Linked DNA regions of Homo sapiens: region 2 is linked to region 1. A link is an interaction called in ENCODE POLR2A ChIA-PET data of the cell type or tissue named here. Cell type or tissue: GM12878. All regions are shown on one strand.

The links. Peaks named below come from ENCODE experiments on the same cell type or tissue, not always from the same donor. Only the 100,000 strongest peaks of a DNase experiment are listed, where the experiment ranks them.
Region 2: POLR2A ChIA-PET joins it to region 1 with 5 read pairs; 2 of 35 experiments call an interaction of 5 or more read pairs at or near these places.

What each region holds. Positions count from the first base shown.
Region 1 is chr17:16,954,948-16,958,947 of GRCh38, reverse strand. All of the region lies in intron 1 of TNFRSF13B (TNF receptor superfamily member 13B), which reads left to right. Among named protein-coding and RNA genes, the nearest start is that of TNFRSF13B, 15 kb to the left of the region's middle. In GM12878, no CTCF peak of the experiment used is centred here; no DNase peak of the experiment used is centred here; H3K4me3 peaks cover 1,894 bases; H3K27ac peaks cover 1,974 bases.
Region 2 is chr17:17,049,448-17,053,447 of GRCh38, reverse strand. The region is part of intron 1 of MPRIP (myosin phosphatase Rho interacting protein); the gene reads right to left. Among named protein-coding and RNA genes, the nearest start is that of MPRIP, 9.0 kb to the right of the region's middle. In GM12878, no CTCF peak of the experiment used is centred here; no DNase peak of the experiment used is centred here.

The sequences.
Region 1 (4,000 bases):
TGTTCTTGATGTCCTCTATTTTCTTATTTATGTGTCTGGTAGTTCTGTCTTATTATTGAAAGTGAGGTACTGAAATATCCCAATATTAGTGTAGGACTATCTATTACTCCCTTCAACTCTGTCAATTTTTGTTTCATATATTTTGGAACCCTGTCATTAGGTGTGTATACATTTATAATTGTTACATCTTTATGCTGTATCCCCTTTATTAATATATATTGTCCTTCTTTGTCTTTTGTAATTTTTTTGTGATTTAAAGTCTGCTTTGTCTGACAACAGTATAGCTGCCCCAGCTCTCTTTTGCTTTCTATTTGCATAAAATACCTTTTCCATTCTTTTACTTTCAACTTCTATTTTACCACTATTTTACTCATTGCCTATTAAATCATATAGGAAAAAATTGGAGTTACAAACCACGCAAAAAGTAAAATAATTCTGGCTTTGTATTTTTTTTTAATCTAAAGTAAGTCTCTTATACACTGAATATACATGAAGCCTGTGGGTTTTTAAATCCAATCTGCCAATTTTTTTTTTTACTAGCAGAGTTTAGTTCATTTACATTTAATATGATCACTGATAAAGATTTACTTCAGCCATTTATATATTTGTTTTATGTATGTCTTACATGTTTTTGTTTCTTCAATTACTTCATTTTTGTATTTTGTTCATTTTTTTTGTAGTGGGCCACTTTGAGTCCCTTTTTCTTTCTTTTTCTATACATATTTTAGTTATTTTCTTGGGGATTACAATTAATATCTTAAACTTATGACGTCCTAGTTTGAATAATATCAACTTAGTTTCGGTAGGTCATAAGAGCTTTGCTCCTGTATGTCCCTGCCTTTCCCTTTATATTGTGATTATCACATACTGCATCTTTGTACACTCTATGACCACTAACATAGGTTTGCAATCACTGTTTAACTCATTGCCTATTAAATCATATAGAAAAAAAATAGGAGTTACAAACCATGCAAAATGTAAAATAATTCTGGCTTTTATAGTTACTTATTTAGTTACCTTTATATTTACTTCACTTTTTCTTATGTCTTCAAGGTACCGTCTAGAGTACTTTTATTTCAGCATGAAAGACTCACTTTAGGATTTCTTGTAGGGCAAGTTTACTGATAATGCACTGCTCAGATTTTGTTTATCTGGAAAAGTCATAATTTCTCCTTCATTATTGAAAGGTGATTTAAAATTATATACAATTCCTGGTTGACAGCTTACTGTTTTCTTTGAGGACTTTAAATATATCATTTCACTACCTTCTGGCTGCCATGGTTTCTTAGGAGAAATCAGCTGTTACCGTATTGATGATCCTTTGTACACAAGAAGTTGCTTCTCTCTTGCTGCTTTCACAATTCTCTCTGGCCTTGGGTTTCCTTGATTTTATTGTAATATGTCCTGGTGTGGGCTTCTTTGAGGTTTTCCTGCATCAAATTTATTGAGACTCCTGAATGAGTATATTCACGTCTTCTCAGATTTGGGAAATTTGGGGCCATTATTCCTTCAAATACTTTTTCTGCCATTTTGTCCCTTCTCCTTCTGTAACTTCTATGAGCATACATTAGTACATTTGGCTCTGTTCAATTTTCCTCAATCTTTTTTCATTTTTGCTACACAGACTATTATTTCAATTGTTTTAAGTTTGCCAATTGCCTCTTCTGCTTGCTTAAATTTGCGATAGTTCCCTTCCATTAAGGTTCGTATTTCACTTTTTGAACTTTTTCATTCCAGAACTTCTGTATGGTTCTTTAAAAAAAAAAAAAAGACTACTTTTAGAGCATTTTTAGGCTCACAGAAAAATTCAGCAAAAGTACAGAGAGTTCCCACATCCCTGTCCACATCCCCCCGCACAGCCTCCTCAACTAGCAACATCCTAAACCAGATGGTGCATTTGTTACAATCAGTGAACCTACACTGACACGTCGTTATCATTTAAAGTCCGACGTTTACATTAGGGTTCACTCTCAGTGTTGTACATGGCTTTGAACAAATGTATGCGGACATGTGTCCACCATCGGAGTATCTTGCAGAGTAGCTTCACTGCCCTAAAAATCCTCTGTGCTCCACCTACTCATCCCTCCCATCCTCCAACCCCTGGGAATCACTGATTTTTGTATTGTCTCCATAGTTTTTGACTTTTCCAGAATGTCATGGAGTTGAAATCATACAGTAGACTTTTTAGCTTTGTTTCTCTCACTTAGTAATATGCATTTGAGGTTACTGCATGTCTGTTAATGCCTTGATGGCTCATTTTTCAGTATTGAATAACAGTCCATTGTTTGAATATACCACACTTTATTTATACATTTACCTACTGAAGGACATTTTGGTTGCTTCCAAGTTTTGGTTCCTTTTTTTACCACTTCTTTCTCTTTACCATGTGCTCATTGTGTTCACACAACATTTTCCTGACTTCCTTTAGTTCTCTGTCGGTTTCCTTAAGCTCATTGAACATGCCTAACACAAATCTTGATTTCACACCTTTGACTAGTAATCCCAATATATAGACGTCCCTGGAAATGGTTTCTGTCATAGTCTGTATTTCCTGTAAATGTGGCAAAACTGCTGCTTTGTATGCTTTGTAATATTTTTTTGAGACCTGGACATTTTGAGTGTTACGTTGTGGTGACTGGAAATCTAACCTTACCACTCCTCAAGGATTGCTGAAACTTGCCTGTTAAGGGCTGAAGCCATCTGTTTGTGACTTTTCCAAGCTTTTAGTTTTAAGCTATGTATTTTTCCAAATTTAATTTGTATTTTTGCACAGTATGTATTCCTTGTTGTGTGTAGTCACTGAAGTTTCTGTTCTTTTATCTCTGCAGTCAACCAGTGACCCAACAAAGATTTCCTTAAGTGCTTGGCTCCCAGACCAGAGAAGGATACTGTCTCTTTAAATCCCGTGGAAGCCACTTCAGCCCTTGAGGGTTGAAACAATGTCCTTTGTGCCGGCCCCTCAGTGGTCACAGGTAGCCATCAGCAATCAGAACCCACAACCTCAATATTTGGCGGACAAGGGTCCTTCTTGCTTATCCTGGCTCTAGCCAAGTGGCACTGCCATGGAATAGTAAGTAGCCACTACCATGTGATAGGCTGAAATTCCTAAAATTTACCATCAAGCTCTCCCCTGGACAACTCCACAGTTCCCAAATAGTGACTTCAGACAGTGGCTGGCAGCTCCGTAGTCATTTAGCAGGAGGCACAGATTCCCAGAGCTTGCCACTTTACTGCTTTCCTCCATGTCACTCCTCACATCCCAGGATTGCTTTTGAGATGTCTTGACTTCGTAAATATGATGATGTACCCTAGTTTGTGAGACTGTATTGCACTGATACTTGATTGACTCCTTCAGTCTGGAGCCAATGTCCTTCCAATCATTAGTCAACCTTCGGAGCTCCTGAAATGATTCCATAATCTCCTATCTTTTGTCTCTTATTTTCTAGACAATTTATTCGATTACATCTTCCAGCCCTTCTACTGATGTTTTTATTCTGGCTATAAATTATAATTCTAACAATTCTCATTTGTTCTACGAACGTCCTTTACAATAGTCTGCTGTTTTGTTTCTTAGATACACAATCCTCTCTTATATTTCTGGGGATCTCAACTGTTGCTGCTCTTGTTTTAAAATGCTCTTCTGTTTCCCGCGTGTCTTCGTTGGCACCAGGTGTCTGCCTTCTGTTTGGTTTGAGTTTGCTTTCCTGCTAGAGGCAGTGCTCCCATATCAGGTGACCCTTGGCCATTGGTTCACAAGTCAGACTGAGGCACTGACAGCTGCCTGGAAGTTCTGGGTAAGCAGTTGGGCTCACTGACGTAGAAGCTTTGCCCCAGTGGGATCAGGCAGGGACTTGGACATTTTCTGGAGAGAATCTCCCGCTGTCAGTGCCTCTGGGTCTTTTCCTTTGGGTCTGTTTTCCCAGAGCAGAGACTTCTGATTTCCTGCCAGTTGCAGGGTAGGGAGGGAGGCATCTTTAAAAACCTGGTTGCCACACTCCTT
Region 2 (4,000 bases), 94 kb before region 1:
CATATAACCCAGTATTTACAAACTCTGCCCTTGCCACAGATCCTGCGGTTGCTGAGGACTTTGGAAGCATCTTCCTGCATCCTCATCAGGACCCAAAGCCATGGGTACTATTATTATAACCCCCCAGTTTTCAGATGAGGGGCATAGATGCTTCAGCTCTAAGTAACTTGCTCCATTAGCATGGAAAATGGAGCTAGAATGGAAACTCAAATCTGGGCTCGCCACCATTCCAATTCCCTTGCCTGGGCGCACTGAAATGAAAAGTGGGACTGTGTCAGATTTCTAGGTCAGAGCAGGTCCCCAAGCAGAAGCCATGCAAATGCCCTGACCCACCCCTCCCGCGGCCCTGAGGCTCCTGAGCCTCAAGTGGCTCACCCAGTCCTGATAGTGAGGCTCTGGGTATGGCATCAGGAGACCCAGGAGACATGGCCCCTTTCTCTGGCTCAGCTGGGGCTCCCTGCAGCTGCTCCCCCTTCCCTTGGCCCCTTTATCTATGGGAAGGACCACGAGGAGGTCAGAAACCTTGTGTGGAAAGTGCGCCACGGTTGCTTGTGGGTCTGTTAAATCCAGTGCCTCAGAACCTACAGAGATCAAGGACAAAGCTATTTCCTGATTCTGAATTCCTCTTTCAGAGGAAAAAATTGTGCTTCCTGTTCAGAGCTGTGCCAAAGGTGTGGCTGCTGCCTAGGCCAGTAGCCCATGTTGGGGATGTGGGGCACCCCGAGGCTGAGGAGAGGTGAAGATCTGGGCGATGCCCTGCACAACAGCCTGCACCGTTCACACACACGCCCCACCACACACTCAAGAACTAAGGAGTCCAAGTTGGGGCAAGGCCCTGTTCCTGATAGCAAAGGTTAACACTTATTAGAGACAAGGTGGCCAAACAGGACTTTGGAAAAAATCGTGCTGGACTTCCTGTGACCTAGGCAGGTCGCTGAACCTCTGCTGAACCTCTCCAGGTCTCGGCGGCTCCATCTGCTAATTGAAGACAATCCCTCACCTGCATAATGTGGGGGAAAGGCAGGGAGGGCAGGTGCAGACAGCCCCAGCAGGTCCCTCTTCCCAGGGCTAGGAACTAGAAGTCCAGGAAACAGCTGTGATTTATTCTGCAGCACTGCAATATACCAATCTCCCTACTACCCATCTGCCCCGGGGCCAAACAAAAACACTAAGGAGTTTACAAAGCAAAGTGGCCTTCCCAAGGACAGGGAGGATGAGTCTGGAGCCAGGGTGGAGTCTGGAGCCAGGGTGGACTCTGGCACGGGAGCCTCATGGAGCTGAAATCTGTATCACGGCCCCATTGCTGAGCAGCTCAGTGACCTTGGGCAGGCCGCTCAACCACTCTGAAAACTCAGGGTCCCCTCCTCCGAGGGAGGCCTTGCTGCCACCAGCCCTGCTGGCCACCCTTGCCTGCTGAGGTCTGTGTGAAATCACGGGCTATGACACAATATAGTAGGTAGAGGTTCAAAGGATCCGGCAGGCCCATCCACTCAGAGTCTCGCTGCAAAGCAGCTCTGACACCAGGGCCACCTCTGGCACAGCATGCAACCGCCAAGCTGCGCCCAAGGGGAAGGAGCCAGAAGGGTTACAGGCTCCAGGCAAAAACCAGGCTGTGGTTTCATGTGAACTAGGATGACCCTGACTGAGAAAACCAGTGAGTGGTTTGGAAGATTTCAGTTCCAGCTTCCAGAGACAAAATGTCAGTGAATCAACCCCCTAGGTGCTCTTGCCCCCAACGGAAGTGACAATGCCTTGAGAGCTCTGGGTAGGGCATGGGGGCTCCATTCCAGAGCAGCTGTAAGACTGCCTCAATTGCTAAAACTGGAAAAAGCACAAAATCTAGGGCAGAGTTTTCGAACCTGCCCCAAATGGCCCCAGAGATGACCCAAGGCCCTCCCCCGCCACCCCGCCCCAGGATGGGAGGCCAAGCTCCAGGCTTTGGCTGCCTTGCCCAGAGCTGCACTGCTTTTGATGAAAGCTTGAAAACCATCCACCTGGTCCAACGGTGTCATTCAGCTGAGAAAGAGTGGCTTGGGGAATGAGTTTCCCAGGATAAGAGAAGAGCCCGTTTTCTTAGGTCAGATGCTTCCAAATTAGCACCCAATGATCCTCCATGTCCAGTAGTAGGATGTCTTCCCCTGTGCCTCGCTGCCACACTCTCTCCCTCTTTCAAGACTAAGTGGCAGCTTGGGAACAATTTAAACATTCTGAGTTAAATTTCTTTATTTCTGCTAAAGAACATGAGGTTGCCCAAAGAAAGGCTACTTCCCCCAGAGGCGGCAGCCAGCGTGCTTCCTGGAACATCCCTCACCACATGGGGGGCTCAGGAACTCCCCATTCCATCAGCACACTACTCTGCAAAGAGAAGGCAGGCACCCGCTTTACAGGTGGGAGACATAAGTCACCTTCCTGGGTCACCCTGCACATTTGTGTCAGGAAGAGAACATAGGCCTTGGACTATAGTCCTTCTGTGTGGCAAGGGAAAGAGAAATCAGAGGAAAAGATCAGGTAACAGGCTAGAACCCAGGGAAAAAAGCTAGGGTGCAATTACATAATACTGGAACATTGCACGTCCAGTTTAGAGGGGGATACGCCAGCCTGCCCACCACGGCCCTCACCGGCTCCCCACAGGACAGGCCTGAGGCCCTGGCAAGGACCTTCCTCCCTTCTGCCCCTAAACTCTGCCTCTGGGCAGGGAGTGGGGATCAGAGCCCAGAAGAGAACTTCTAACACACCAAAAGAAGCCATCAAAGATGTGATAGTCAAAGAAAGAAACTTCAAAAGTTGGCAATAGACACCAAGGGCCAAGGAGGAGTGGGGACACAAACAGGAGTAACAAGTCCCAGAGAAGCAGCACTCCAGGAACCTTCCAACCCAAGGCCCAAGGGAGGGACGGAGGAAACTCACCACCACCTGTGGCACCCCAGGGCTGCCACCAGGACTGCGGGCAGCGGCCACACCACCAGGCTACTAAGCAGTGGGAAAGTGGCTCGTCTGAGCTGAAATGTGCTGTAACGTAAAATGCGCACGTCATAACTTTTTTGCATGGTGTAATGACAGTATTTTGGATATATCTGGTTAAATAAAACATAATTAAAATTAATTTCACCTCTTTTTTTTTTTTTTTTTTTTTGAGACGGAGTCTCACTCTATTGCCCAGGCTGGAGTGCAGTGGCGCAATCTCAGCTCACTGCAAGCTCCGCCTCCCGGGTTCACACCATTCTCCTGCCTCAGCCTCCTGAGTAGCTGGGACTACAGGCGCCCACCACCACGCCCGATTAATTTTTTGTATTTTTAGTAGAGACAGGGTTTCACCGTGGTCTCGATCTCCTGACCTCGTGATCCACCCGCCTCGGCCTCCCAAAGTGCTGGGATTGCAGGCGTGAGCCACTGTGCCCGGCCCCGACTAATTTATTGTATTTTTAGTAGAGACGGGTTTCACTGTGTTAGCCAGGATGGTCTTGATCTCCTGACCTCGTGATCCGCCCGTCTCGGCCTCCCAAAGTGCTGAAATTACAGGCGTGAGCCACTGCACCCGGCCCCTCTTTTTACTTTTTTAACGTAGCCGCTGGAAAATTTAAAATTTCCTATGTGGCTTCCATTACAGTTCTAGAGGACAGGGCTGGTCTGAGGGGTGGCACACTGTGCCCCTGTGCCAAATTGGCCCACCAGCTGCTTTTCTAAGACCCCAAAACCAAGAATGGCTTTTACATTTTTAAGTGGCTATATCCTACACAACCTCCTCGATTTTGCCTGTTGGCCTGCAAAACCTAAAATATACAAGATTTCTTTTGAGTAAAAGGCTCCGGGATTTGATGAAAGCTTGAAAACCACCGACCTGGTCCAACTGTGTCATTCAGGTGGGAAAGAGTGGCTTGGGGAAGGAGTTCCCCAGGATAAAAGAAGAGTCCTTTATAAAAAAAATTGCCAAGCCTTGGTCTAGACTCTAGAAACAATCAGATATTCACTCCAGGTGACACAAGGAGCAGAAGGCAGGTGT